3 separate regions of the Homo sapiens genome follow, and regions 1 and 2 are each linked to region 3. The links are chromatin loops, found by intact Hi-C in ENCODE. Cell type or tissue: PC-9. All regions are shown on one strand. Links, peaks and the distances in the headings refer to the core of each region. The heading gives the core; the rest is flanking DNA. Region 1 overlaps FBXW2 (F-box and WD repeat domain containing 2). Region 2 has its middle 17 kb from the start of MEGF9. Region 3 overlaps MEGF9 (multiple EGF like domains 9).

Region 1 (10,375 bases), core at 1,005-9,004, 140 kb after region 3:
ATTATTGTATATATTGATAATTTTTCCTTTTATTGTTCAGTAGTATTTCTTTGTATAAATAGATCTCAATTATACATCCATTTATCTGTTAATACACATTTGGGGGTGTTTCCAGTTTGGGGGTATTACAAATGAAGCTGCTATAAATATCTAGGTACAAATCTTTGTGTTGATGTATGGGTTTTTTTTTTTTTTTTTTTGAGACAGGGTCTCACTCTGTTGCCCAGGATGGAGTGCAGTGACGCAATCTTGGCTCACTGCAACCTCTGCTTCCTGGGTTCAAGCAACTCTTGTGCCTCAGCCTCCCAAGTAAGTGGGATTACAGGTGCATGCCAACACTCCTGGCTAACTTTTGTATTTTTAGTAGAGACGGGTTTGTGCCATGTTGGCCAGGCTGTGTGTTGATATATGTTTCTATTTCTTTTGGATTAAAAAAAAGCTAAGACTGGAATGGCTGTGTCATATGGTAGGTGTCTATTAAACTTTAAGAACCTGCCACATATTTTTCCAAAGTGGTTGTGTCATTTTGCATTCCTGTTAGCAGTGTATGAGATCCCCAGTTGCACCACATCTTCTCTAGTACTTGGTTTGGTTGGTTTTTTAAATTTTAGCCATTCTATTTAGATGTTTCCCTGTTGACTAATGATGTTAAGCATCTTCTTAAGTTCTTATTCAAGTATCTTCTTTTTTTTTTTTTTAGACGGAGTTTCGCTCTTGTTGCCCAGGCTGGAGTGCAATGGCGTGATCTCGGCTCACCGCAACCTCCACCTCCCAGGTTCAAGCGATTCTCCTGTCTCAGCCTCCCAGGTAGCTGGGACTACAGGCATGTGCCACTACACCCAGCTATTTTTTTTGAATTTTTAGTAGAGATGGGTTTCACCATTTTGGCCAGGCTGGTCTCTAACTCCTGACCTCAGGTGATCCGCCCGCCTCAGCCTCCCAAAGTGCTGGAATTACAGGCATGAGCCGTCATGCCTGGCCCTGTCTCTTTCAATTTATAGATTCTTCCTCCACCCCTTTCATTTCCTTAGAATGTATCTGTTGAAAAACCCAGGCCATTTGCTACAGTTTCCTGCAGTCTGGATTTTGCTGATTTTATACTCCTGTTGCAGTTCAACATATTTCTCTATCCTTGGTATTTCCTGCAAATTGGTACCTAAGTTCAGAGAATGGTTCAAACTCACGTTTGGTTCCTTTGGCAAGATTACTGAGGGTATTTGGCATGACTATAGGAGACACATTATGATTTGTTGTCTCTTTGTGATCTTAGGAGTGGGTGAAGCTCAATGCCTATCTATTCATTCAGAGGAGTTGCAAACTGGTTATATTCTATCTTTTTCCCATTTAGAGTTGGAATACTTTTATTAAGAGGAATTTTTCCCCATCTACTATTTGGATGCCCAAATAATATTTGCTTTTTATTTAAAGTTTAATAAGTTTAATGGAATGTTTTAATATTGGTCACTCAGGGTGTATATTCTCTTGGTATACTTTCAATTGTAGTTTCAACATTTTTAAATTTCTGAAATGTTTTCTTGAATTATATCTTTTGGCATTTGTTCTGTTCCTCCCTTACTTGATTTTCTTCTTTAGGAACTCCTATTACCTGTATGTTTGATCTTTGCTGCTTTCAATATTTGTCAATTTCCCTCAAATCTTGTTTATCTCTTCATTTCCTTTTTATTTAAACATATCTTTCTTTTTCACTGTCTTTTATCTCTTAAATCATTATCTGTTTATCTGTTATTATTATTATTTTTGAGATGGGGTCTCACTCTGTTGTCCAGCCCGGAGTCAGTGCTCAAACATGGCTCACTGCAGCCTGGACCTTCCAGGCTCAAGTGATCTTTCCACCTCAGCTTCCTGAGTAGCTGGGACTATAGGCACATGCCACCATGCCCAGCTAATTTTTTTTTTTTTTTTGTAGAGATGGGGTTGCATCATATTGCCCAGGCTGGTCTTGAACTCTTGGGCTCAAGTGATCAGCCTGCCTTGGCCTCCCAAAGTGCTGGGATTACAGGTGTGAACCACCATGCCCAGGCTGATGTATTTGTTTTTAAGTTAGTCTTGGTCTGTTTTATGGTGTCTCCCTGGTGTGTTTTCATTGTCTGTAAGGATGTTAATCTGCTCCTTCTTCGCATTTTTTTCTTAATAACTGTGTATAGAATTTGATCTTGATACTTTTATATTATTTTTATGTAAAATTTGTTTTCCTGACTTTTTGGAATGAGTGTATGTTCAGGCAAGCTTTTCAACCTTCTCAGAGCAGTCCCTCTTCTCTTATGTATGGATTCAAACATATTGCAAGTTGCTTTCTGGCATTTCCTGCCTCTGTCTTTATCCTTTCTTGAGTCTGGGCCATCTCTTACTTTCCTCTCTTGTCCCTGTCCTGCTCCCAGGAGTTTTAGCCCCAGGAGTTTTCCCTGGTGTGGGGCCTTGTCCTAAAAGAGAGCCGATCAGCCTCAACTGTTTATAAGGGCTACAGTGCTCCAGCCCTTTCAGGCGTTCTTGCCTTAGGTCCTTGTTCTCATCCACTGTTGGAGAGCCTCTCCCAGCTTCAGCTGACATTTTAGGATTGGCAGCCCAACTCTCCATTGATCACCTGTTGCCTATTTTGGATTCTCCTGTTCTCAGGCCTCTCATATACTATCTCTTTTCCTTCCTTCATTTTCCTCCTACAAAAATGTTCTTGTGGCAATAGGTATTTCGCCTCAACTACTGTATTCTGGGGCTCATGAAGTTACCTTGTACCTAGCTTTGTTGAAAGTACTGTCTGGGCCCTTGGTTTTGCTATTCAGTTGCTGGGTTTTTTGTTTGTTTGTTTGTTTGTTTGAGACAGAGACGCCCAGGCTGGAGTGCAGTGGCATGATCTCAGCTCACAGCAACCTCCCAAACTCCGCCTCCTGGGTTCAAGCGATTCTTCTGCCTCAACCTCCCGAGTAGCTGGGACTACAGGCGCATACCACCATGCCCGGCTAACTTTTTGTATTTTTAGTAGAGACGGAGTTTCACCGTGTCAGCCAGGATGGTCTTGATCTTCTGACCTCGTGATCCGCCCGCCTCGGCCTCCCAAAGTGCTGGGATTACAGGCGTGAGCCACCGCGCCTGGCCTAGTTGCTGTTCTTTGTGTGGATTTGAAGAGATTAAAAACCAGGCTGGCACCACCACCAACCTGCTCATTTTGTGTTTTCAGTTGTTTAATGATTTTTGCCTTCAAGTTCTAGCAGTGTCTTCTGTGTTCCTATATTTAATAAAGACCCGATGAGTGATACAGTTCCACCAACCATGCATCTAGGTTAGCAACCTAGAGCCAGCAAACAAAGAGTATCAGTTTATAGAAAGTCTGTATCTAGAATCCTTCTACTAGCTTACAAATCTCTTGGAGAGTTACTTCCTCTATGGAACCTTGGTTATCACCCTTAAGTAGAACTTCTTCCTTCTTGGTGCTTCCTTCATGACACCTCTTGGGTTTTGTGTGTGTACTATCCTAGGGAACCTGAGCTCCCAGAAACAGTGACCATACACGATTAATCTACATATCCCCAGGCTCCAGCACGATGCCTGATACAGAGTAGAAACCTCATACGTGTTTCCTGAAAGAGGGAGTTTGAGCTAAAAGATGCCTGCAGCTGTATTATATAACTAAAAAAAAATTAATTATTCTTAAAAAAACTCATGCTCGGCCGGGCGCGGTGGCTCAAGCCTGTAATGCCAGCACTTTGGGAGGCCGAGGTGGGCAGATCACGAGGTCAGGAGATCGACACCATCCTAGCTAACACGGTGAAACCCCATCTCTACTAAAAATACAAAAAATTAGCCGGGTGCAGTGGCAGGTGCCTGTAGTCCCAGCTACTCAGGAGGCTAAGGCAGGAGAATGGCGTGAACCCAGGAGACGGAGTTTGCAGTGAGCCAAGATCGTGCCACTACACTGCAGCCTGGGCGACAGAGCAAGACTCCGTCTCAAAAAAAAAACAAAAAACAAAAACAACAACAACAAAAACTCATGCTCACTGTGGGAAACTTAGAAAATACAAAAATAAGCAAATAGAAAATATTTTTCTCATTCTTTTTTTTTTGAGATGGAGTCTCACTCTGTCGCCCAGGCTGGAGTGCAGTGGCTTAATCTCCGCTCACTGCAACCTCCGCCTCCTGGGTTCAAGCGATTCTCCTGCCTCAGCCTCCCGAGTAGCTGGGACTACAGGTGCGTGCCACCACGCCCGGCTAATTTTTGTATTTTTAGTAGAGATGGGGTTTCACCATGTTGGCCATGCTGGTCTTAAACTCCTGACCTCAGGTGATCCACCTGCCTCGGCCTCCCAAAATGCTGGGATTACAGGCATGAGCCACTACACCCAGCAGACGTGCATGTATCTTTATGGTAGAACGATTTATATTCCTTTGGGCATATACCCAGTAGTGGGATTCCTGGGTTGAATGGCAGTTCTGGTTTTTAAGCTCTTTGAAGAATCACCACACTGCTTTCCACAATGGTTGAACTAATTTACACTCCCACCAACAGTGTATATGTGTTCCCTTTTCTCTACCTCTCCAAAGTTCATTCTTTTTTTTCTTTGATACGACAAAGTCTCACTGTGTTGCCCAGGCAAGAGTGCAGTGGCGTGATCTCGGCTCACTGTAACCTCTGCCTCCCAGGTTCAAGCTATTCTCCTGACTCAGCCTCCCAAGTAACGAGGATTACAGGCACCTGCTACCATGCCCAGCTAATTTTTTTTTCGTATTTTTAGTAGAGACGGAGTTTCACCATGTTAGCCAGGCTGGTGTCAAACTCCTGACCTCAGGTGATCCACCTGCCTCTGTCTCCCAAAGTGTTGGGATTATAGGCGTAAGCCACCAGGCCCGGTCAAAAAAAAATTTTTTTTTTTTTTTTTTTTTTTTTGAGACAGAGTCCTGCTCTGTCTCCCAGGCTGCAGTGCAGTAGCATAATCATGGCTCACTGCAACATATGCCTTCTTGGCTCAAGCAATTCTCCCACCTTAGCCTCCCAAATGGCTGGGACTATGGGCGCATGCCACCACGTCTGGCTAATTTTTGTATTTTCTGTAGAGATGGGGTTTCACCCTCTTACCCAGGCTGGTGTCAAACTCCTGGGCTCAAGCAATCCACCAGCCTCAGACTCCTAGAGTCCTGAGATTACAGGCCTGAGTCACTGCACCTGGCCATGTTATTTTTTGACTTTTTAATAGCTATTCTGACTGGTGTGAGATGGTATCTCACTGTGGTTTTGATTTGCATTTCTCTAATGATCAGTTATTGAGCTTTTTTAAATATGCTTTCTTTGGACACACACATGTCTTCTTTTGAAAAGTGTTCATGTCCTTTGCCCACTTTTTAATGGTTTTTTTTTCTTGTAGACTTGCTTAGGATCCTTACAGATGCTGAATATTAGACCTTTGTCAGATACATAGTTTGCAAATATTTTCTCCCATTCTGTAGATTGTCTATTTACTCTGTTGACAGTTCCTTCTGCTGCCTACTGATGTCTTAGCATGACATGCCCTATGATAACTGGAAATAAAGTAGAAGGCAAGTACAGTATTAGAACACATTTAGGCTGGGTGCGGTGGCTCACTCCTGTAATCCCAGCACTTTGTGAGGCTGAGGTGGGCGGATCACCTGAGGTCAGGAGTTTGAGACCACCCTGGCCAACATGGTGAAACCCCATCTCTACTAAAAATAACAATTAGCTGGGCATGGTGGTGTGCGCCTGTAATCCCAGCTACCTAGGAGGCTGAGGCAGAATTGCTTGAACCTGGGAGGCAGAGGTCACGCCACTGCACTCCAGCCTGGGCGACAAGAACAAAACTCAGTCTCAGAATGTGCAGTAACCTTAAGTGCAAGAAAGTCCTTGGTATAATTAAACGTCTTCTACAGCAACGGAATCTGGCTCTCATTACTAGCTGCAACTCCCAAATTTTCCACTAGGTGGCAGAACAGGCTAGATAATAGCCGGGGGTTCTCAACCTTAGTGGGCATCACAAACACCTGTGGGTCTTCAGCCCCAAAGTTTGATTCATTAGGTCTGGGTGTGGCCTGATAATTAGCATTCCTAACAAGCTTCCAGGTGATGCTGATGTTTCCAGGTGATGCTGGAAGGAAAGTACATTTTGTGAACACTGGATTACAGAAAATCAATGTAGACCAACCCAAGGCCCATTCACCCATCCATCCATCCATCCATCCTTCCTCCAGTTTACTTTGTAGTTCTAGGTGATGTGAGCACAGAGAAGAATGAGACATGGTTTGTTCTCAAGACATAGTCGGGTGAGGGAGAAAAGGAAAATGAAAAAAATAACTCTTAGTCTATTATTTCCACCTCTCCATTTCTTCCAATATACAGACTTCCTAAGTGTTGTTTTTCTCTTCTTCTGTCAAATAGAGTTTAAGCCTTGTGCCCTTAAAGCCTGAAAGATCAACTAGCCCAAGAGCTGCCTTACATGGCTAAACCTGCTGAACTAAGAAACTCAGGAATGTTTGCTATCCTATAAAAAGTTTCAGATAGAAAATCTCCTCTCTGAACTTAGAAGCTGGAGATATAAAAGCACACCTGACACCCTCGAGTCTGCATTGAGTAAAAATAAAACACAGGATTACTATGTTCTTAGAATCTGTGCTTGGCTGCTTTCCAAAATGAATTCCTCATTTTAAACTTCAATATATATTATGGTTAATTTGGGGAAAAAACATTTTGACTCATGACTGTCCATATTTTCCTTTAAATAGTATTGTTGACTAGCTCTAATCTTTGGTACTGGGTCTTACTAGATCTACTTTTTGCATAATTTGTGATGTACCATATAAACCAGTAATATGTAAACAGATTGTGTATAGGTTTACTTGACACAAATCCTTTTTATGTAATGAAAGAACACTTCAACGCATGTCTTGGGTTGAACTATTATTTCTAAATCAGTGATAATTAGATTAGTGAAATTTTATTTATAGCCATAATTCATCTCGACCAATGATTTCACAAGTATTTGAAAGTGTAATGGGTAAAAGATGCAGACAGAATTCAAGAGATACAAATAAGCACACATAAAAATATGTCATTTTCTCTCTAGTCCCCTCCCCCATAAAAATGTTGTCATGTGTTAAAGAAATGTCAGTTAAAGCAACCTTGAGATACTTCCTTTATATCTATTAAATTGGCAAACATGTTTAGAAATGTTCTTTCTTGACTCGGGCAGTGGTTAGACAAGTGTTCACTTCATAACTATTCGACAAAACTGTGTGTTGTATGCACTCTTCTGTACCTGTAACAGAAAATACTAAGAAAAAATTCCACTGCTTTTGCGAGTAAGTCTTCTACTGGAACTTGTTCTAAGGAAATATGCACAAAGAAGTTCTCTGTAGTATCTTCTAAAAAGCAGAACTGGAAACTACCTAATTATCTACCAAAACAGAAATGGTTTAGCAAATTACAGTAATGAAGGAAAATTACAAAATATTATGGTAGTTGTAAAAACCTAAAGCACATTTTTGAGAATGTATTACAAAACAATGATTTGCAGTACATAAATCCATACACATGTGCATAAGGATTAGAAGAGAGTATTAAAAATCGTAATGATAAAGGAGCTCTGGGTAATTTTCTCCATAAGTTTTTATTACTGTTAGATTATCTTTACCACAGAGAGCACAGAACATGTGGTTAAAATGCAAAGGACAGGAACATCCCACTGGCAGGGACTACTCATGTCTAATCACAGTGTGATCATTAAATATTCTCTCCAAATGTACTCAGAACACTTCAGATGTTTACAGGATATGGCAGAAGAGGGACGTCTAAGAGAGGAAAAGCTGTGTGGAATTGATCTTTCATTTGCTTCTGATCTTTTATTTTCAATTTTAGATGCTCTGGAAGTTATTTTTCTTCCAAGTTTAGATAGCTCTTAAGACAATCCATGGAATTCATTAAAATCTCAATGAATTCCTACTCTCAATCTTACAATGTTGCTGGGGAAACCAGGTATTCACTTGTATTTTGGAAAAAACTGAGAATCAAGGATGAAAGTTAATAGTTGTCTACTGCAAAAGGTACAACAGTATTTATTGCTAAATGAACTGCACCACTAACCTTACACAAAAATGCTCAGTGAGGCTGGAGTGGGGTATGGTGGTCAGCAGAGGCTTTAAAGATAGTGGGAGATCAATGGGATTAAAGCCTGGCCCTAGGACTGGTGGAAAGGAACATCAAGAACTTTCCACGAGGATGGGAGATTAACACCCAAAGCGCAAGGGTGGAAATAAATAGAGGAGCAAGAACTGTTTGCTCGAAGAAATTAGCTAGGGCTCCATGATGTTAAGGAATCCAGATGTGCCCTGATGGTAACGGAGAGTTACCAAGATTGAACAAGAGCAAGTAAGTGCTCAAAGAAGTGGTTGGGGAGACTCCCTGGAAGCAAAGCATAAGACAGGTTGAACAGTGCACACAAGTGGTGAAGGCAGAAGGCAGCAGTCGGGATTTGAAGAGACTTGAAATACAGAAAGAACAGACAAACATGAAAACATGGAAAAAATCCAGGTGTGTGGGGGCTGAAAATCAGGGCTTCAGCCTCACCACTTACTATAACTCCTCTAGGCAATGAATCACTTTACCAAGCCACAGCTTTCTCATCTGTAAAACAGGAATGACAATCTGCCCTTAATGATGCTGTCAGGGGATCAAAGGTGCAGGGCCGTGGTACTCAAATGACAAGAAGCCCCGTAAGTTTAAGTTAGTAAGAAAGAACTCATGCAAAGATGTGCTGGATAGACACATCCTTGGGCAAAAGAGAGGAAGACTATTCCAAGGTCTGGAAGCAAAATGGGACTTTTACCCACCCCATCCCTTCATTTGCAACTATTCATGAAATTCACCAAAATTATTTCCTTGTGTTTTACCTTTATTGTTTTGCTTTTTGGATCACCTTCAGAAATGGTTATATTGTTGAGTTTACCTTCTAGAAGATGCAGAAACAGTAAAAAAACAGAGCCACCTCAGATCACTCAAGGGGTTGTTCTATTTTCAAAAACACACTGACTTTTGAAAAGTCCCTGCATTGGTTGGATAAAATGTCTGAAGTGGTTGGGGGGAAAGCAAGACAAAGTCTTAACTACAGAATATATTTTTAAGGAAATGCAGCTTTATTACTTTCAAGTACAAACAATAACTTGGGCTTGGCTAACCAAATTTGCCTAATTGAGGGAATCTGCTTTAATGTACAGATATAAATGATTTATAGTTAACACAATCACTCACGGGTAAAAAGAGTGCTTCTATGATGCAAGAAAATAACTTCTCATCTTAGAGACATCTTGTTCCACAATCACCCCACTATTTGCTTAAGCAACCTCTTCTTCCCCCTACCCCACACAGTTCAAATATAAACTTTATCTCATGCCCTCTAAATCACAACATACATCAAATTCGTGAAATATGAGTTGATTACTTTTTCCACATTGCTATAGATGTTGGATTGCTGACAGAACTATCTCTTCAACCTGAGCATTCTCATCAAGTATACTAAGTCTAAATCAGTGAAATATGCCTGTTCACAATCTGAGTACAAAGACACCAAAACATGAGCTTTTATCATCTGAATTACTAATTTTCCAGGGTTGAATATTAAAAACACATATTTACTTGGGCACATTTATGAAGAGTAGAAGTAGCTGAATTCTTTAGGCTGCAATAATTAAGTGGGTTTACACTGGTCAGGATTGAATTACTAAATTTAAACAACTGAACTGTTCCAGGAAAGACAAGAAACACTGAAACATCCTAACAGCAAAACAGCTTTTTGCACTGAGCGTGACCATTCAGTCTGATTAGGCTGATGGGAATGGTGCAAAGACTACTCAGTAATCCATTTGAGGATTTATTCTGAAAAAAGTTTACTTTCCTAGAGCAGGCATGGGGAACCTTTGATCAGAAACACTGCCAAAGATGGCTAATGGGCATTGTGTCAAAAAAGTGAATCTGTTCTTTTCATCAGACATTCTGAGGACAGCATAATTCTCAAGTGTCTTGGTTGTCTAAACCAAGCGAAAGCACCAGCGTAACCAGGTAGGAGGGCTGTGTCAAGAAGACGGACCTAAAGGGCTTCTCCCCTATCCTGACAACTGTGTCCACAGGCAAAGGTGACAGTATGCCCTGCCCGGACTGCATCATGAGTAGCAATCTGATTCTGCTCGCTTCCCAACAGAGAAAGGCAAGTGGCTTCATACACCAAGGCCCAGAGGAAGAGGCACAGAAAGCTATAAAAGTGATGCTGGGGCCGGGCACAGCAGCTCACGCCTGTAATCCCGGCACTTTGGGAGGTAGAGGCGGGCAGAACACGAGGTCAAGAAATCAAGACCATCCTGGCCAACA
Region 2 (10,375 bases), core at 1,627-9,626, 110 kb after region 3:
CTTCCAAATTAGGTCACATTTGTGTAAAGGAATTAGAAACATCTTTCCCATTTCATCAGGCCCAGATTAGAACAGCCTCTGCAGAGGGTCCTAGTAGATCAGTCCTCCTGTCAGGCCCATGGGTGTGATTTCCTTTCTCAAACAGCCACTGAACTTTTCTTATGATTATGGAGTGTTTATTGGGTGTGTGCAATGTGTCAGGTGCAGTCTGGAATTTGGAACTGTCACATACTGGCAGCATGACCTCTTTAAGAGGCAGGAACTTGTTATCTCTGTCATCCGGTCCCATGTTGGGGAACTATCTATGAATCAGCCAAGATGGGTTCCCAGCCCTCCATCCATCTCCCTTCAAGGCAAAATGGTCTAATGGGAAAAGTCCATGATCTAGCATACCTGGCTGCTCTACTTCCAGCCTATGTTACTTAGAGCAAGAATCACCTATTTTAACCTTCAGTTTTGTCAGCTGTAAAATAAGCATACAATACCTGGTCTACCTATTGTGTTGCTAGGAGGAATCATTCATTCATTCATTCAGCAGAAATGTGTTAAACACTGATATAGAGATACCCTAGTGTACAAGACAACAAAAAAGGTGCATACAATATAGTAAGATAATCAATTAACAAATAAATGGGTAAATAATCAAGATATTTACAGATTAAGCAAGTGCTACGAGGGAGATAAAAATGGTGCTGTGACACAGAATAATATCCCCTTAGAGTGATGAAGGAAAGCCTTGCTGAGATGTGACATTCAACCTGAAAGCAAAAGGAGTCAACTCTACCAACACTGGAAGGAACAGCAAGTGCAAGACTTTGAAGTTGGAAAGAAACAGAAAGGAAACCAGAATGGGTGAAGCATATTAAGTGAAGGAGAGAGTGGTACAAGCTAGAGGGCAGGACTCTGTAGCCAGGGAAGAAGACTGGGCTTCATTCTAGGAGCAAAGAGAAGTCAGGGAGCGTTTTAAGCAGGGAGATGAGGGCAGATTATAGAGCAGCAGGGACAGAAGCACAGATAGCAGCCAGAAGGCTGAGTTGTCCAGGCGTGAGAAGATGGTGGCCTGGACTGGCTTAGAGGCAGATTCAGAATCTGTTTTAGAAGTGGAATTGTCAAGACTTGCTGTTGGATTGGTGTGGGGTGAAGGAAAGACAGAAATAAAAAGTTACTCCTAGATTTTGGAATCCACAGGATCACTCACTCACTCATGCATTCAACAAACATCAATTAAGCACATATACCTGCCTGTCTCTAGGCATGGTGTTGGGGATAAAGATGGAGATGAAGATCACAGCTTTGTCAGGGAAATGGACCAGAAAATAGGCAAATATAATGCATTTAAGTAAGTGCAGTAAATATTAAAGAACATCGAACTCTGCTGAGGGGAAAGAATCAAAGAAAAGTCTTCCTAGGGGAGGGGAGTTTGAGCTAAGCCTTGAAGGAGCAACAGGAATAGCAGAAGGGCTCTGGGGTTATAGAACAGAGCTCTGAAATAATAACAATCGTAGTAGTAGTAGTAGTAGTAATAGCAGCTGATATTTGTTAAGGCCTCACAATGTGCTAGGTACTGTTGTAAGCATAAATGAATCATTTAATTCTCACATAAGAATCCTATAAAGTAGATCCTATTACCATCATCCCCACTTTACAGACGAAGAAGCAGAGGCACAGTTAACCTCAGTTACATAACTTGCCCCAGATCACACTCATAATGACAGAGCCAGGCTTTAATCGCATGCATTTTGGCGCTGGAAACTATGCTCCAAACACCGCAAGAAACTGCCTCACTGTGGGACGTCACCGCACATTTAGGGGCGGACAACAGGTGCAGGAGGTATAAGGTGTAGGAAGGTAGGAACTGATGGGAGGTCACGTAAATGACATGAAAGTATTTTGCAAACTATAAAGTGCTGTCCCCAAGCAGATTATCATCACTACTATTATAATAAATAACTGCCTTTCCTCCCTGTGAAAAATGAAGGCTTCTCAGCAGTATCTCTGGGTTATTGGCCTTGGAAAAAAGTGGCTGCTTGGAGGGCCTGCCCAGACAGAGGGAATCTCGGGAAAGGATGGGCTGACGTGAATCTGACCCTGAGTTGGGAAGCAGCAGATGTGGGCTCTGGTCCCAGCTCTGCACCTAACTTATTATGTGGTCTTGGGTGGGTTACCTCCCCACCCTGTCTTTAGTTTCCCCATTGCTAAGATAGAAGGAGGAAAGAGTGGGGATTTTTTTTTTTCCAGACGGAGTCTCACTCTGTCACCCAGGCTGGAGTGCGGTGGTGCGATCACGGCCCACTGCAACCTCTGCCTCCCGGGTTCAAGCAAATCTCCTGCCTCAGCCTCCTGAGTAGCTGGGACTACAGGCACATGCTACCATGACCAGCTAATTTTTGTATTGTTTTTAGTAGAGATGGGGTTTTGCCATGTTGGCCAGGCTGGTCTTGAACTCCTGACCTCATGTGATCTGACTGCCTTGGCCTCTCAAAGTGCTGTGATTACAGGTGGCTCACACCTGTAAGATAATCAATTAACAAATAAAAGAGTGGGGATTCTAAGGCCTTTTTCAGCCTTCACATTTTGAACAATCGCTGCTACTGTTGGTGTTCCACTTCTCCGAGCTGGACAGTGACCGAAAAAGAATGTCACCTTGGGGCCCTTTACCAAAACAAAGGCTTGCTGGCAACCTCGGATGGCAGTGGCACCTTCCAGAAAGCAGGACCCATGCTGGATGGGAAGCCCATGGCTTATGTCCCCTGAGTCCACAGATCTCCAGTTCAGACGCTTCTCATCACTCCTGTCCCTGCCAGGACACTCACTGGTTTCAAGCTCCTTGAACCAGGCCCATTCCTGTCCCTTTTAATGTTCCAGTGGGAGTCTGAGTAATGACAGCATTCTGGATACCATCCTTTCCAGGATGTGGCCAGAAGACGCAGATGGAGTTTACATCCTAAGGGGTCCCGTTTTGATTTTTCTGTGAGCCAAAAACCCCAGGGCTTTCTCACATGCGCTGCTCCAGGCTCCATCTTTTGCCATTGAGGGTTTTGTATTCACTGTCCTGGAATTAAAAGTGTTCTCAAGGGATGCAGCATTGAGTCTTTCTCCTCATGTCTCAGGATCTTCATCATGAGAATACAATCATAAGCCTGCAAGAGATCCCCTTACATCAAAGTCATTCAATCCAAACCCTTCTCGCTGACACAGAACTCCGTAAACTGTAAAGCACTGTTGTACATTATTAATTCACATATTATTCCTTCTGTACCTTATAAAAGTCCTAGTTTGGGCAGGGCTAGGATTACCAGATAAAATGCAAGATGTCCAGTTAAATTTAAAATTCAAATTTAACTAGGCATCTTGTGATTTGATCCATTAAATCTAGCAGCCCTTGATGGGATCAACAGTCCCATTTTGCAGAACTGAAGCTCAAAGGGATGAAAGGATTTTACCCAAACTGCTTGAGAGCAGGGACTATGTCTGACTTTTTAAAAATATTTTTTTCAAACATGAGAAGTATATTCCCTTAAAGCCAGTGTATCAGTCCATTTAGCAGTGATCTAAAAGATTTATGCTTTGTGAAAAGCCTATTCATCTATGAATAGAGAATCTATGCCCTGTGTCTGTGTAGGTGTATATGTTGCACAGAACATTAAAAAGTTAATAAATTCATTTTTAATCCCCAGTTCCCAAGTTGGGGTTAGCTCAGAGAAGATGCTTGAGAAATGTTTACTCAACTATTGGGCTTTCTGAATCTTTCATTCCTACAAGAACCCTACAGAATGAAAAAGAAATTGCTGGCTCAGGACAAAGAATGGCCCCAGAATGCAGTGTCAGGCTTCCCTGATCTTCCTACATGGCTGTGCCAAAGATGAGTTGAGTTTCAGGAAAGTGCAGTGAAACTATCAGCAGTGAAACTATCACATCATGAAATAGTCATGGGCCTCACGAAAAGGCTTCTTGTCATTACACTTCCTTCCTGCTCCAGGTTTAAGACCACAGGGAGGCTTCCCTAAGGCTGCCAAATACAGCGAGGTCTTGGCATAAATGTTGCCCAAGGAGTCCTTACACCATCAAAGGCAGAGGCACAAAGTCCCTTTCCTGCCCTTTGGATGAGTAGACCTGTTGGGGGCGCTGGTGGGACAGCCCCCAGGTGGCTTCTAGACTTAGCTCATCTCCCTCCTGATGGACAGCTCAGGATCTGTCCACTGACAGATCACATACTTTTTTCAGCTGCCCAGCCAGAGCTGTGAATAAACACAGACTCTCCGAGAAGACTTGAGCTGCCGATGACAGAGGTCAGGGGTCTTGGTTCCATTCCAGGCTGTCAGCTAAGAAAGAGGATCTGCTGAAGAATTGGAGCCTGGGCATGAGCTCTTGCCATGGATGGAACTTTTTTCATGTGTGAGGTTCACCAGTTAATCCTAGAACGTTAGAGTTAGAAGAGATGGCCTTAAAAAGCACCTAGGTCAGGCCACGCATGGTGGCTCACGCCTGTAATCCCAGCACATTGGGAGGCCAAGGCGGGCAGATCACCTGAGGTCAGGAGTTCGAGACCAGCCTGACCAACATGGAGAAACCCCATCTCTACTAAAAATACAAAATTAGCTGGGCGTGGTGGCACATGCCTGTAATCCCAGCTACTTGGAAGGCTGAGGCAGCAGAATCGCTTGAACCCAGGAGGCAGAGGTTGCAGTGAGCCAAGATCGTGCCATTGCACTCCAGCCTGGGCAACAAGAGCGAAACTCCATCTAAAAAAAAAAAAAAAAAAAGCATCTAGGTCTAATCCAAACATTCTTCCAGGAAGACACACCAAGGCTCAGAGCAGGAAAGGACTCATTCAAGCTCACATGATAACTTGGCAGCAGAACCAGGCCTGGAATGCATATTTCTTCTTGGTGCTGCATTCCTGATTCAGAAGAGCAGCTCTCCCTGCTAAGCAAACAGCAGGTGGGCGGATGTGGTCACTAATCAGTGCACTGGCACTGTGGGTCATTGAGCTTTAACCCCAGAGCACCATTAACAGCTTAACCCAGTCTGTCACCCTCTCCTCCCTGGAGGCCCTGCAGTCCTCAGGATTAGAAATAAACTGCTCTCAGCCAAGCCCCTGAAATAGGAGATGAAATGGCCCACAGAGACCATCCAATTTAGTTCCCCCAGTGATGCCGAATCCCCACCCTCTGTGCTGGGAAGCAGTTCCAGTGACCAATGAGCTCAGTGAGCTTGCAGGTGTGTGGGCAGGCTGCACAGAAGCAGAGGGTGGCGAGTGGACCACAGGGGGATGGATGGGCATGGAACTGGTGCAGTTAAGCATCGGCGTTCCCATTCTGTCTCCTGTCAGCTCTGTTCTCAAGTCCTTTTGCTATTACACTAAAGCCCATCTCTGTGAACTTCTGTCTACTGGGTCCAGCTCAGATCCCTGGAGCCCAGGCCACACCCCTTGTGAAGCTGCTAAATTAGGCGGGAACCCTGGTCTGCATGCAGGACTGGCTGCCTGGCTCTGTTCCCTGCCAAGCCAATATCTGTATACCACTTAGGAGAAAAACTCTAAAGCCAAATGAGGAAAAGCAAGGACGGCTCTGCCTGTGATCCTTGGATGGATCCCCTGTATGTGCCAGCACTATTCTCAGCTCTTAGCAGAGAACAGAAAGGCTCTGTTGCTGTTCTCATGGAGTTTATGTTCTGGTTAGGGAGCCAGAGAGTATATGGGTACCTAAATAAATCAGATAATTTCAGAAAATGACAGTGCTAAGAAGAAAACACAGACTAATAATGGGATAGAAAATGACTCCGGGGTGGCATGTCACTTTCACAAGCATGGTCAAGGAAGCCATCTGGGAGAAGGTACACATTGAGCTGAGGCCTGAATGAGAACGAGGAGGCAGGCTGGGGAAGACCAGGGAGACAGAATGGTAAATGCAAAGTCTCATAGACAGACACAAGCTTCGTATGTGTTTGAGAGGGAGAAAAAAGCTGGAATGGGTAGAATATAGCAAATGAGAGAGAGAAAATCTGAAAGGAAGTTTTGGTCTGAGCCACAGTCTAGTGCGCTGAGCTGGGCTAAAGGTTAAATCATGGTGATGATTCCGCTTCCAGAGAAACAGAGCCACAGCAAAGCAGAAATCACAGCATCATCATGGTGCTAACTGTGAAGGCCAGATGCCCACTGGGGCAACTCCACTGTAACTGCAGCTCAGTCAGTTCTCCAATCCAACAGGAAACACCCATCCCAGGTTTGTTTCTAAGCCAGATGACCTCAGGGGGGCTTGTCTGCTGCTCCCCCAAAGCACAGTGTTCTTCTCAAGGAGCCCCCTGGGGCAGAGGCAACTAGAGAAGGAAGCCTACATCTTAAGAGTTTTTGTGAACTATAGAAGGCTAGACCATGAGCTTCACCTCCTTCACGGGCCTCCTTTTCTTGCTTTCAGGAACTGATCTTCTCTTCTCTTCTCTCTCTTCTTTCCTTTTTTAATAAAAACTCTCATGGCGTCCCAGGCTAGAGTACGCAGTGGTGTGATCTCGGATCACTGCAGCCTTCGCCTCCTGGGTTCAAGTGATCCTCCTGCCTCAGCCTCTTGAGTAGCTGGGACTACAGTCTTGTGCCACCACACCTGGCTAATTTTTGTATTTTTAGTAGAGATGGGGTTTCACCATGTTGGCCAGGCTGGTCTTGAACTCCTGACCTCAAGTGATCTGCCTACCTTGGCCACCCAAAGTGCTGGGATTACAGGCGTGAGCCACCGCACCCGGCCTTGCTTTCAGGATCTTCATGGGGTCTCTTCACCTCCTTCCCCAACCAGGCCTGTTCTCAGAGTCAGCTTTGGTAAAATAGTTCACTCTGGGATATAAATGGTACTGTACCCTCTCCCAGGAGTCCTGTATTTTATCAAGAGTCAAAGTCCTGGCTGGGTGCAGTGGCTCCCGCCTGTAATCCCAACACTTTGGGAGGTCGAGGCCAGTAGATCACTTGAGGTCAGGAGGTCAAGACCAACCTAGCCAATACGGTAAAACCCTTTCTCTACTAAAAATACAAAGATTAGCTGGGCATGGTGGTGCGCACCTGTAGTCCCAGCTACTCAGGAGGTTGAGGCACTAGAATTGCTTGAACCCAGGAGGCGGAGGTTGCAGTGAGCCAAGATGGCGCCACTGCACTCCAGCCTGGGTGACAGAGTGAAACTGTATAAAAAAAAAAAAGGAATCAAATTCCTAAGCCAAATAAATGCATCTATAGTTGTGTAAATTAAGAAATCTGCCATCCAGGTGGGGAGGGGGTACCTGTTGCATCAGCAGGTTGATGGCGGGGCCCTGCCTGGTCGGTGTGGTTCTCCCTCTCCCAGGCCATGTCACCTTGTTCAAGTAGAACATTTATTCCTGCCCACCACAGGCATTTGACTCTCTGGAATTCATGGGAGGTTCTAGAGTGCGTCCGGCTCTGTGTCAACTACCACTGTGCAATTCCTGCAAAGGCAGTTGAGGCGGGGGTGGAGTAGCCCTGAATAAACTGACAGCCAGAGGACTGGGATATCAGCTGAGAACGTTCCCATGGAAAAGAAAAGTCCAGCCCCTTCCAGCAAATGCTGCCTGGCTCTGCAAAGAGTGCCTTGTCATCTCATTGGCATTGCTTCTGTATTTCTTTCCTATTTCAGACCAGAAGTGAGTGCATGGAGGATCTCTGTGAGCTGGTTTTCTCTATCTTCAGGATAATCCAACCTTTAGTAACAAAAGCAGAAAAATCTATTCCTATCCTTTGGCTCCCAAGTCCACATCTAAGTGATTCGTCCTAAGGATGTATTTCCAAAATTGTTTTTAAATCTTGTTTCAGGCCAGGAGCGGTAGCTCACGCCTGTAATCCCTGCACTTTGGGAGGCTGAGGTGGGTAGATCACCTGAGGTCAGGAGTTTGAGACCAGCCTGGCCAACATGGCAAAACCCTGTCTCTGCTAAAAATACAAAATTTAGCCACGTGTGGTGGCGGACACCTGTAATCCCACCTACTCGGAAGGCTGAGGCAGGAAAATTGCTTGAACCCAGGAGGCAGAGGTTGTAGTGAGCCAAGATGATGCCATTGCACTCCAGCCTGGGCAACAGAGTGAGACTGTCTCAAAAAATAAGTAAATAAATAAATCTTTTTTTAAATAAAGGTTGCTAGTATTATGCATGATTACATAAAGTGGGGCCTACCCAGGTCCCAAATGACAGGTGGATGAGCAAACTTTGGCCCCCATTTGAAAGAATACTATGATAAGCTTAAAAATGACAAAATGAAATTCGTCAAAATATAGAAAAGTATATATGAAAGAATGTCCAGGGAAAATATTGGAAACCCAAACTGCACAAATCAATCAGTTTCTCCCTGCAGCCCTGTTGATGAAAACTGGAAGAGTTCAAGAAATAGTTATGTAAAATTTAAATAAAGTCCATGTTCTTTTTTGTGGGTATTTGTGTGCTTAAGTAATGTAAGTATCATAATCCCTAAGAAAATACTTTCTAACTTTTAAACATTGTTCACTATAAAATTATCATTCACTTTCTTCAAAAAATAATAAATTATTTTAATAATTGCTAATTGCTCTGTCTAGAGTTAGGTGGTTGGGATACAGAAGTAATTGCTTCCTGGCATTCAGGAAAGTACGGGTCTTGTTTTGACCAGGCCTCTGCCTTCCCAGGGTTACTCCAGGAATTGGGATCTAGAACAGCATATGTTTACACCCAAAGGTGGGAGATCACTTTCTCAGGCAGGACTGGTCCTGGACTAGGGAAAACTACTCATCTAGCCCAAATGACTTGTCCTTCCAAAGAAACTATTCTGCTCCCCCAACTAATAATATTAGCCATATCAAGATTCTTAGCTGCAAACAAGAAAAAATTTGCCATGGATAGTTGCATAACAATGATCATTATTATCATCACTTTTGGTGCAGTTGTTGTATGCAGGCACTGTGCTGGGCTCAATGGGAAGGGTTTTATGTGCATTATCTCTTTTTATCAACAACCTAGAAAAGAAGGCAATTACTTCCTGTTATGGATGAAGGAACTGAGGCTAAGAAAGGCTGAGAAACTTGCCCAGAGACCACAGATTTAGTAAGTGGTAGAGGAGATTTTCAAAGCTAGAGCTGACTGCCAAGCTTGAGGTCTTAACAAGCTTAGTTTCTGCAATGAAAATCCTGCTGGGCTTCAGTGAGAATCCAGCAAGCTGGTGATGCAGCCTCCATCCTTGGTGGGCCCCTACTAGCCTTAATATTTCAGGGCAGTTTCCAGGAGAGCTGGCTGGAGTCAGTGGTTGGCATCCACACGCAGCAGAGCCATGAAGCTGGCTTTCCCAGCAGCTCACATTAACTGGCAGTGGCAGCCAAGGCAGGTCAGAAGCAGAAATGCTCTCAGGGCCTCAGGAAACATCTGCAAGTCCTCAAGGAGACAAGACCTGCCCCCTTATCACCTCTTCGGGGGAGAGAGTGGGCCTATCCCATCTGCAGGGAAAGAATGAACACATTGCTTTTATTTTCCAAGGTGTGTTCCTGTAAATGAAACAATTCACTGCTATGCAACTTTTAGGATTGGCCACTTGAGAGCAGGCCTTGTACTGGACAATGGGGTGGCAGTCCTGAAATCAGAGCCACCACCTGCCTGCCAGGGCTTGTGGGGCAAGGGTGAAGATGGTGACAAGTGACAAGCAGTATTTGCAATTCAAAGTGAATGGTGCAAGGAAAAGGGGATGTGGTGTAAGGGGGAGAGTATGAACTTTGGAGTCAGAAAGTTCTGTTTCTTCATGTCCTGGTTGTGAGACTTTGGGCAAATTTCCTAACATCTCGAGGTTGTTTCCTCATCTGGAAGAAATGTAAATAGTTATACTTGTATTGCATAATTACCATGAACATTAAAAGGTACAAGTATATCAATACTTAAAATTGCCTAGCAGATAATGGGAGCTCAATAAATGATAACATTACTAGTGTTATTAAAAAGGCTCAGTTGGAGGATCTATAAATGGTGTTGTTGAAAAGAAAACAGAAGGGACATATTAGCTGGGTTTTGATGGGGAAGTAGGAGTTTGTTGACTAGCTGGTAGGCAGGAAGGGTTTTCTAGTTAGCAACTTAGCAAGGACAGCTTTGTGAAGGAGCATGGAACATCCAGGCAACATGAGTGGACCAGTTAGGAGCTACTGAAATATTCCCATCAAAATACAGGGGCGTACCCCTGGGGCAAGATGACTCTCTGACGTCCACTTACTACTATTCTCAAATAAAGGACCATGAACAACCTCTCCGTGTAAATTCATAAACCAGCATTCTTGTTAGCTACGCTTCCTGAAATGGAGCAGCCTCCAGGCCCATGGCCTGACAATCCACAGGGAACAAACAAAGCTGAGAATCAGATTCCAAGAGCCCAC
Region 3 (10,375 bases), core at 1,334-9,333:
GTAAGCTAACTACAGTCCAATGCTAAAACTATTCGTAAAAGTCTTGATTTCTTTTCCTTACTAGCAGAAATATTTTTAAAAGGGGAGAGAGAATAAGGCTGTGAAATAAAATGGTCTCACAACTGAAGCAAAACTTGAAAAAAACAAAAGAATGAAAATGTCATCAACCTACATGTTAAAAAGCTCAATTTTTTTTTTTTTTCTTTTGAGACGGAGATCACTCTGTGGCTCAGGCTAGAGTGCAGTGGCATGATCTCTGCTCACCACTCACTGCAACCTCCATCTTCAGGTTCAAGTGATCCTCCTGCCTCAGCTTCCCAAGTACCTGGGATTACAGGCGCATGTCACCACGCCTGGCTAATTTTTGTATTTTAGTAGAGATAGGGTTTCACTACGTTGGCCAGGCCGGTCTCGAACTTCTGACCTCAAGTGATGCGCCCATGTAGGCCTCCCTAAGTGTAAATCTCAATTCTTAACTGACTACAGCAAAATTCCCCCAAACTTCATAAATTTATTGTGAAAGATACCTTCAAAAGTTTATGTGAACACTTAACATTAAATCAAACTTGTATGTAAATATCATCATTTTCAATCATGTAATTGTAAAGGCCTGATAGTGTTAATGACATTTTTCCCACATAACAAAGTAGTATATATTCATGCTGTGGTAGACACTTTAGGTACTGGCTTCTTTCAGATCTTCTTGTATCATGATCTCTCTTTAGCTATGTATCTTTGTGACAATAAAAAACAGCTGAAAAATACATACTAGGAAACTGGAGTTTTGCTCTAAAAATAAAACAATTTTAAAAGTTAAACTGTTCCTCAGGTTGGACACGTCAAAACCTGCATTATGTGTGAAATCTGTCTACCTACTCTCCCCCTATTAAAAATGTTCAATACAAAGAATTTTTAAGAGAAAAAGTTCTGATAAAGTGCTAAGCTTTAATATAAAAAATACCTGAAAAAAAAAAAGCTAACAGTTCCATAGTAAAATTTGGATGTTCAGGGTAAGATGCAGTCCAATAATAAGTCCTTTGTGCATAGCTGATGTGACAAGAAAAGGTCATGTTGCTACCCTTTATATACATATATACATACATACATATATATATGTATATATGTATATGCCAGGCATGGTGGCTCACGCCTGTAATCCCAGCACTTTGGGAGGCCAAGGCAGGTGGATCACCTGAGGTCAGGAGTTCGAGACCAGCCTGACCAACATGGTGAAACCCTATCTCTATTAAAAATACAAAATTAGTCAGGTGTGGTAGTGCATGCCTGTAATCCCAGCTACTCAGAAGGATGAGACAGGAGAATCACTTGAATCCGGAAAGCAGAGGTTGTGGTGAGCCGAGATCACACAATTGCAATCCAGCCTGGGCAACAAGAGTGAAACTCCTTTTCAAAAATAATAATAATAAATAAATACATATATGTAAGCGTGTGTGTGTGCATGTGTGTGTACACACACACACACATGCACACACACACACTTGTAATCCTTTACTCCTACAGGGCTACTGGGCTTATATGTTTACTATTTTGGGGCTTTTTACTATTCTAAATAAGACTCCACATGTTTGTGACTACCACAATATAATTCTACTCTCTTAAGCCATTTATACCAGAATATTTTTTCCAGAAGAATTTTTTATTTGTGTTTGTTTTTTGGCCATACCCTGCAATGAGAAATCAATGAGTAAAAAAAAAATAACCTTACGTGGTAAACAATGTTATCTCAAAAGTAAAAATGAAAGCAAGTATAAGTATAAAATTTAGCCCAACACAGTGGCTCAAACCTGTAATCCCAGCACTTTGGGAGGTCAATGCAGGTGGATTGCTTGAGCCCCAGAGTTTGAGACCAGCCTGGGCAACAGGGCAAAATACTGTCTCTACAAAAAATACAAAAATTAGCTGGGTGCGGTGGTGCATGCCTGAGTCCCAGCTACTCAGGAGGCTGAGGTGGGAGGATCGCTTGAGTCTGGAAGGTTGAGGCTGTAGTGAGCTATGATCATGCCACTGCACTCCAGCCCGGGAAATAGAGCGAGACCCTGTCTCAGAAGAAAAATAAATAAATTAAAAAAAGAATAAAATTCATTGATTCTTAAATATTAATCACTGTTTACATTGCTTTAAGGTGCATGTACCTAAAGTACAACTATAGAGAAAGAAAACAAATAAATTAAAGATAGGCCAGACATAAATAACCAAAGTGTTAACAACAGTCGTGAGAGGCAATAGCCCTTTCAGAGTTTTTCTCCCTCTAGTCTAGAAATTATCTCTAGTATACATGCATCACTTTTATTTTTTATTACCTTGATTTTTCTTATTGTAAAATAACACACTGTAAAATATATCACATACACATTGTAAAATATTTCAAGAACTCAAGCAATTTGAAACACTTCATATATATATTTAATAATTATTTATTTTTACAATAAAAATAAAGACCATAACGTTTAAAACCTATATACGGTAGAAACTAATGATGTGAATTTGCTTCTTTAATAGCTTACAACTCCTCTGTGAGAGGCAACATAGCATTAAAAAATGGTATGGGGCTGGGTGCGGTGGCTCACACCTGTAATCCCAGCACTCTGGGAGGCCGAGGCGGTCGGATCACGAGGTCAGGAGATCAAGACCATCCCGGCTAACACGGTGAAACCCCGTCTCTACTAAAAATATAAAAAATTAGCCGGGAATGGTGGTGGGTGCCTGTAGTCCCAGCTACTCGGGAGGCTGAGGCAGGAGAATGGCGTGAATCCGGGAGGCGGAGCTTGCAGTGAGCCCAGATCAGCCACTGCACTCCAGCCTGGGTGACAGAGCAAGACTCTGTCTCAAAAAAAAAAAAAAAAAAAAAAAGTGGTATGGGAATTAATGTCAAATTTGTGTTCCATTTCCAGCTGAAATTCTCACAAACTAAGTTACCTTAAGCAAACAGCTTCTCTGATTTTCACTTTTCTAATCTGTAAAATGGGATAATAATTCTTTGGCTAACGATTTAATATAATGTGAGCATTTCAAAGGGTGAAAGACTATTCCATAGGACATAATGTTTTCTCTTTATGTCTTAATTTCTTCATCTGTAAATTTTAAAAGCTGAACTAGATGAAATCTAAGGTTTCCTTTAAATCTAAAATCTAAGAATCTTTCTTTTATGATAAATGATACATAAAAATAAGCTGAAGTTTAACATTGTTCATTATGCTCTGCCTGGAACCCCCCAAAATATAACAATACTGCCCTAAAACTCACATTCTCACATTCTCATTGCTGAAAGATGGCCAAAGGGTGGATCAAAAGAAAAAGGAATGTTTCCTGAAGATGATTTTTTCATGCTCCTTGACTAAGCATCTCAAAAATCTTTGTAGAGATAACCAAGAAAATAAATAGTCAAAGAAAGGAATGTAGGGCTCCTTTCCAGCCAAATTCAGGGACAAAACATTGAAAACATACATTGTTACCTGCAAAAAGACCTTTCCTTATTCCTTTATTTATTTTACCATTTCATCATTTATATATAAACCTATCTGAAATACAGTAATGTGCTTTGTTGTAGGAAGAAATGCCTTACCCTCTTTATAGAACAAAAGGCAAGCTTTAACCTGTCAAACTGAAAGAAGGCCAGTATGGAGCCCAGGTTAACAAGGGAGAGAGTAACAGGGCATAAGGTCAGAGAGAAAGGCAGGGCCCAGAAAATGTAAAACCAGATAGGCCATAGAGAGATGTTTGAATTTTATTTATTCCAAAAGGGATGAGAAGCCATTGGAGGGCTTAAGCATGAAAATGACATGATCTGGTTTTACATTTTAAAAAGATTGCTCTGGTTGTTATGTGGAGACTAACTGTGGTGGGGTGGGGATCAGAGAATAGGGAGAGAAGAGAGGAGGCTGAAAGGCCAGATGAGACTGTGCCAAAGTAGTTCAAAGAGATGACAGTGGCTTGGGCAAGGATGATGCAATAAAAGTCATGAACAGTGGTCAGATTCAGGGTATGTTTTGAAGATAGGGCTGATGGAATATACTGATGAGCTGGATATTTGCAGTAATAAAAAGGAGCAAAATCAAAAATGACTACTAGGCTTTGGGACTGAGTAACTTGGTGAAATGAATAGAGCAGGCTTAACTTATAAGTTGAAAAAAAAGTTGTTTTGGATGTGTTAGGTATATAATGCCAATTAAAACAAGTGGATATTTGACAGTTGGATATTTGAGTGTGGAGATCAACGGAGAAATGCAAATCTGATAATAAGCACATATATAGATGGCATTTAAATTAAATCCAGGGTTAAGGGGGAAAATGAGCTAAAACAAACAAACAAATACAAATTAAATCCAGGGGACTGAATGAGACCACTTAGGGAGAAAGTTTAAATGGCAAAGACAAACTTGACAAGCTCTGAGCCCTGAGGCACTCCAGTGCTTGGAGCTGAACTGAGGAAGATGTAGTAGAACAAATAAGAAGGAAAAGCTGGTTAGGTAGCACAAAAACTAGGAAAGCATGATACTCTGAAGTAAGTATCATTGGGGAGTAGAGGATTGGTCAACTCAGTCAAGCTGCTCAGGTCAAGTTACTCATCATGGGACACTATGAATACATAAAGGTACACTGGATTTTCAAAGGAAGTATATTATATGAACATGAAGTTCCAGTTTTAAAAATAATATCCCCCCACTTCCATTTTAAGGGAAACGTGCTTAATAAAGAAAATCTAGAAAAATACAGGAGTAGAAAGGGGTAAAAAATCATCCTAGGAAATCTCTCATTAAGATTTTTAGGCTGGGCTCCGTGGCTCAAGTCTGTAATCCCAGGACTTTGGGAGGCCGAGATGGGTGGATCACCTAATGTCAGGAGTTCAAGATCAGCCTGGCCACCATGGTGAAACCCCGTGTCTACTAAAAATACAAAAATTAGCTGGGCGTGTGATGGTGGGCGCCTGTAATCCCAGCTACTTGGGAGGCTGAAGCAGAAGAATCGCTTGAACCCGGGAGCCAGAGGTTGCAGTGAGCCGAGATCGTGCCATGTACTCCAGCCTGGTGACAGAGCAAGACTCGGTCTCAAAAAAAAAAAAAAGATTTTTAGTACTTCTCTTTGTAATCTTTCCTCATTTACAGGGGTTTGGCTTTTGTTTTTTAACTAGTCTAATTATATGGCATAAGTTATTTTATACCTTGCTTCTTTCACTTTCTCATATTGCTATATATCATTCTTTAAAACATTTTATCAGCCAGGCACAGTGGCTCACATCTGTAATCCCACCACTTTAGGAGGCCGAGGCAGGCGGATCACCTGAGGTCAGGAGTTCGAGACCAGCCTGCCCAACATGGCAAAACCCCGTCTCTACTAAAAATACAAAAAATTAGCCGGGCGTGGTGGTGGGCGCCTGTAATCCCAGCTACTTGGGAGGCTGAGGCAGGAGAATCGCTTGAACCCAGGAGGTGGAGGTTGCAGTGAGCCGAGATCGCGCCACCATACTCCAGCCTGGGCAACAAGGGTGAAACTCTGTTTCAGAAAAAACAAAACAAAACAAAACATTTTATCGAGAACATAGTAACAGTTACCATTTACTGATTACTTGTGATGGACCAGGCACTATATAAAGGCTGTACAAGTGTATTGCATTTAATCTTCACGACAACCCACTAGGCAGTTACTGCTATTATATCAAATTTATAGATGAAGAAACAGATTAAGCAACTTGCTCAAGGTAAGGTCAACATTTGGTTTTCTGTGTTTTTAATAATATACTGCCTAGATAACAGTATTTACTTAATACCCTATTGTGAGAAATTGGGTTGCCTAACTTTTTAAAATTGTAACTACCATTTTGGTGAGCATCTCTGAATATAACCTTCTTAAGAATTTAGAATTCTTTCCTTAGAATAGATTCCTGGAAATAGAACTACCAGATCAAAGAACAATTTTTAAGATTTCTAATACTTACTGTCAAATTGCTTTCCAAAATGTTTATCCAAATATATCTTACCACAAAAAAAGAGTACTTTGAAAATCTACTTCAATCTAAAACACAAGGTATAGCAAAACAGTAGAGGGGGTGAAAATAGGACTGTGAAAACACAGTAAGTGGCCACCAGAGGGCAACCTTATCACAGCACTGTTGAAAATAAAGTCACTTGACGAGAGTGGTTTTATATAAAGCTTGTAATTTTAAATACAGTATTTGCACTCCTTCACGTTGGATTCCACTTTTATTATAATTCCAAACAAAGAACCCATTTATTTCTCTCACTACTAGCTGCTTTTAGAAACCATAACCATGAAAAGAATTATTTTGCCTTAAATTATCTCCAGAGAAAGGACAGGTCAGCACTTACATGACAGTAAAGACAGTGGCCTCGTTGCCTTAAGAAAAATTAAAACTGAGAATCAGCAATGTAGACTGCTTTTCGGTACTGTAAAAGATCTAGGGAGTAATTTTAATCGACTCAGTATAATGAAGTATTCCTGTTGTTACTCAGTATTGAAAATAATCTTTCCTCTGTACGCCTTTCCATTCATTTGTTCATTTATTTGATAAAAATTTAGTGAGTAGTTACTATATGCTAAAGCTCCATGCTAGAGATTGTGTATACAATGGTGAAAAAAAAAAGTTCTTGCCCTCATGAGTGAGCCATATGTGACTCAGAATCACAAATAAATATACAATTACAAACTGTGAAAAGTGCTATGAAAAAATACAAGTATATGTGAGAGCATATAATAAGGAAATTACCATTAAGCCTAGAGCATCAGGAAATGCTTTCTAATGAAGTGGCCTTTAATTGACGACTCGAGGGAAGAATGTGATTTAATAAGGCAGAGGGGTCAAGGATGGAGGTAGAGGTGGATTAGAAAAACCATTCTTGGCAGAGGAAAGATCATATATGAGAACCCTGGGACCAGGGAACATGCCTTGTTTTAGAAATAAAAGCCAGTCTGACTGGATCACAGATGTAAAGAAAAAGAACGCCACAAGATAAAACTGGCAAATAGGCAGAGACAAGATCGCATAAAAGAAAAAAAAAACAATTTCTTCTAAATCAATTTGTTTTACTATAGAGTATTTGAATGAAGAATAAAACTTTCAACCGATTTTTCCAGGGTACTTTTGACTTCAAGTATTTTGCCACCCTGTTCTCATAAAAACACTTGTACTTGTCAGACTAGTGTGTCCTGATTTTTTTTGCTTGTTTGTTTGGGAAAAAAAATGTTTCCAAGGAAGGATACTTAATTCTTACATTTAGGAAAACTAAGATCAGAAGTTAATTGGCTTTAGTTTTTAATGGTTTGACTAAGTTTGCCTAAATGTGGTTTTCTTTGTTTTATATTGCTTAGGGTTTGCTGAACTTTCTGAATCTGTCGGTTGACACCTTTAATCCATTTGGAAAATTCATGGCCATTTTCTCTTCAGATATTACTGGGATCCAGTATCACTTTCCTCTCTTTTTAGATCTCCAATTACATTTATGCTAAACCTTTTGGCTGTGTCCCACATCTTCCCTGCTCTGTTCTTTCCATTATATTTTCTCGAAATGCTTCAGTTTGGATATTTTTAATTGTACTGTATTCAAGTCTTCTAACTTTGTCTTCACTGTGTACAATCTACTGTTAGATTAATGCAATGAGTTATTAATTCACATGTTGTATTTTTCAGTTCCAGTTTGTTCATTTGATATTTTAGAGATTCCAATTTCTATTGACATTTTGCCTCTCTTCACCTATTTTGTCTGATTTTCCCTTTATTGTATGAAAATACTAACTTTAGTCAAGTCTTTCTAAGTTGACTCTAACACCTAGATCACCTAAAGGTCTGCTTCCATTGCTCATTTTTTTTCTCTTTGGTATTGGTCACATTTTTCTGTCTTTGCATTGTCCAGTATTTTTTATTGTATGCCGGACACAGTATATAAAAGAACCAGAGAGGGCTCCCCTTTCATCTGTTAGGCAGATATAATGAGAGAATTACTTCAATCCAATCAGAAGGTGAGGCGGCTTGAGGGTGGACTGTAATTTTAGTATGAGTTAATCAACTTCTGGTTCCTTACTATTTCTTGGTCAGAGCCTAGCAAGCCTGTGTCTCCTTAGCCCTAAAAGACTGTGAGAGATTTGTATTGGCCTTTGGTAATTTGAGCTTAGGTCCCACTGCATGCACCCTCAGAGTCTGAAGACATCTTGAGGGGGAGATAATTGAATGTCATAGCAGGCCCTCTCTTTCTAAAGGGATTTTGTCTCCTCAGCACAAGACTGAAAGAGAAAGAGATTTTTTTCTACCTTTCTGGCCCAGCCTTCCATCTTTTGCATAGTCGGCTAATATCCTGTGGGAAAGCTGGCCTTGTGTTTGGGGATCCTCTTGTTTCCAACCATCATGCAAGCCTCAAATGACTGCCAAAAACATTTCTTGTATCTCTTTCCTAAAGAATTCCTTTGCTTGGGTCTAGCTCATTCTTTGCCTATGCTCAGAATCAGCAAATGTCCCCTGGAAAGACAATGGCTGGTGATCATCAGTTTACCTAGGAAGAGTTCCAACCTTTCTGGAATTTTAGTTCCTATAGTTCTCCTTGCCTCCATAGGTATATGACTTTTTTTTTTTTTTTTTAATTTACGTACTTTTTCAAGTTTGTTGTAGCAGGAGTTTGGCTTGCTGTGATCTAGTACATCCTACTTAGAAGATAAAGGCCCTTCCAAACTATTTCAGAAGAATCAACCTATAGCTGAAAGATTTCCAAATTAAAAGAACAGTGGAATAATTACATGACAAAGTTAAGGAAAGTACGTACCTGTGAGGGCATCGCAACTGGCAGACCGATTATTGCATTGGCAGGGCAAGCAGCCATTCTTACTAAAGCCATAATATCCATCTTGGCATCGGTCACATATAGAGCCAATGACACCCACTTTGCACTGGCATTTCCCAGAACTGCAAATAAAAGCAAAGACAATGAATAAAAGTAAATCAATTTAAAAGTTGTATTGAGTAACACCCCAGAAGGGAAAGAAAGCCCAGCTCATGTAAATCATATATACTTACCATATCTCAAAGCCTTGTGTCCAAATAAATCACCTATCAAATTCTGTATTGCTATTAAAAGCTGTCTAGTGTATTGCATAATGCAATTTCTTAGCTAACAAATAATTTTACAGAAAATTTAAAATGGAGGCATTTGAAAGCAGGAGTAATAATGATGATGCAATGAGCTATCATTTATTGAGGGCTTATGTCAATAAATATATTTTTTCTCTAATCCTCAAGGTAGTTCTACCTGGTGAGGGTCATAATACTTATTTTACTACTGAGAAAATTCAGATAAAGTTACTGTCCTCAGCTAGTAAGTCAAGTCTATTCATACAAAGCCAGACTTTTCCCCACCATACTATCTACTCCTAAGATTGACTCTAAATTGGTACAAGAAATTTGTCTGCCAAATAACTTGATATCCACTTAGGTATCAAGCTTCATTCTGTAGATCCAAAGCATTACAATTCACCATCTATATAGGTCCTGACTCCAGTGATGGTGTTTATGCCCTGTCCACAATAAATCTTGCTCTCTTTTCTCACTGCAAGTAAATTTCAGGTCTTTAACAAAGGCTGAGAAATCTTATTGCTTGAAGAGAAGCTGCAGCCTAACAAAGTCAAAGGTTCTCAGAGATAGAAGCCCAAATATTTTGATGTTTAAAGCTTAAATAAAATTTGTACTGATCATAGTATAGGAGATGTTTTTAAAAATGCAACAAAAATTTACATTATCTAATTTATACTATCAAGCATGAATCTATGAATCTTAAGTAATTTAGTAAAGAAAAAAGAAAAGAAGCCACACACATATACGGTCTTACACAAGAATATCCCAAGGTACTTAAAGATCTAGCAAAGAAAACCTGTATTCATAAAAAATAAAATTCAGGAATATTTTATGACTCAATAAGAAGGAACCAGTCAATCGAAGCCACTCTATACTATCAGAAAATTATAAAGAACATAATGTACCTTTCAAAGAATGGCTTACAACACTTCATCAGCTTATTTCCAAGGCTTTTAAAATGTTAATCAAAATATGCTTACTCCTCATTCCTCTAAATATGTTATTCAATATACAAAAGGATAAACAGTTACTTTCAATGATGGTGTTTGCCTAACCCACAACCTACAAGAAGAAGGTATTAGTTTCGAACACAAAATCACTTAATAATATTGTGTAACCATAATATAGCCAATGTTCCCAAAGTAGTTGCTATTCCTGAAGTGGGTTTTCCCTTAATAATTCTTGGGGCACTAAAAGACTTTCTATCTGGAGGATCTGCTCCTTAATTGCTGATTTAAAGTGACTTAATGAATCTTGATAAAGTAGTTGTCTGAGTGTACATAC

What was found. Peaks named below come from ENCODE experiments on the same cell type or tissue, not always from the same donor. Only the 100,000 strongest peaks of a DNase experiment are listed, where the experiment ranks them.
Region 1: it touches region 3 in a loop (11-fold over the local background); 19 of 110 quality-filtered maps call a loop at or near these places.
Region 2: it touches region 3 in a loop (3-fold over the local background); 22 of 110 quality-filtered maps call a loop at or near these places.

The regions. Positions count from the first base shown.
Region 1 is chr9:120,750,071-120,760,445 of GRCh38, forward strand. It overlaps FBXW2 (F-box and WD repeat domain containing 2), which reads right to left. Exons shown (of 8, transcript NM_012164.4): 8 at 6,904-10,375. Among named protein-coding and RNA genes, the nearest start is that of FBXW2, 38 kb to the right of the region's middle. In PC-9, for the core only: CTCF peaks have their summits at 5,951 (motif pointing right) and 6,159; a DNase peak (open chromatin) is centred at 5,971; H3K27ac peaks cover 264 bases.
Region 2 is chr9:120,725,888-120,736,262 of GRCh38, forward strand. No RefSeq gene overlaps it. Among named protein-coding and RNA genes, the nearest start is that of MEGF9, 17 kb to the left of the region's middle. RefSeq lists an enhancer at 673-762. In PC-9, for the core only: no CTCF peak of the experiment used is centred there; DNase peaks (open chromatin) are centred at 3,964 and 4,884; H3K27ac peaks cover 5,393 bases.
Region 3 is chr9:120,613,830-120,624,204 of GRCh38, forward strand. It overlaps MEGF9 (multiple EGF like domains 9), which reads right to left. Exons shown (of 6, transcript NM_001080497.3): 3 at 8,787-8,926. Among named protein-coding and RNA genes, the nearest start is that of CDK5RAP2, 39 kb to the left of the region's middle. In PC-9, for the core only: CTCF peaks have their summits at 6,086 (motif pointing right) and 6,288; a DNase peak (open chromatin) is centred at 6,112; H3K27ac peaks cover 2,679 bases.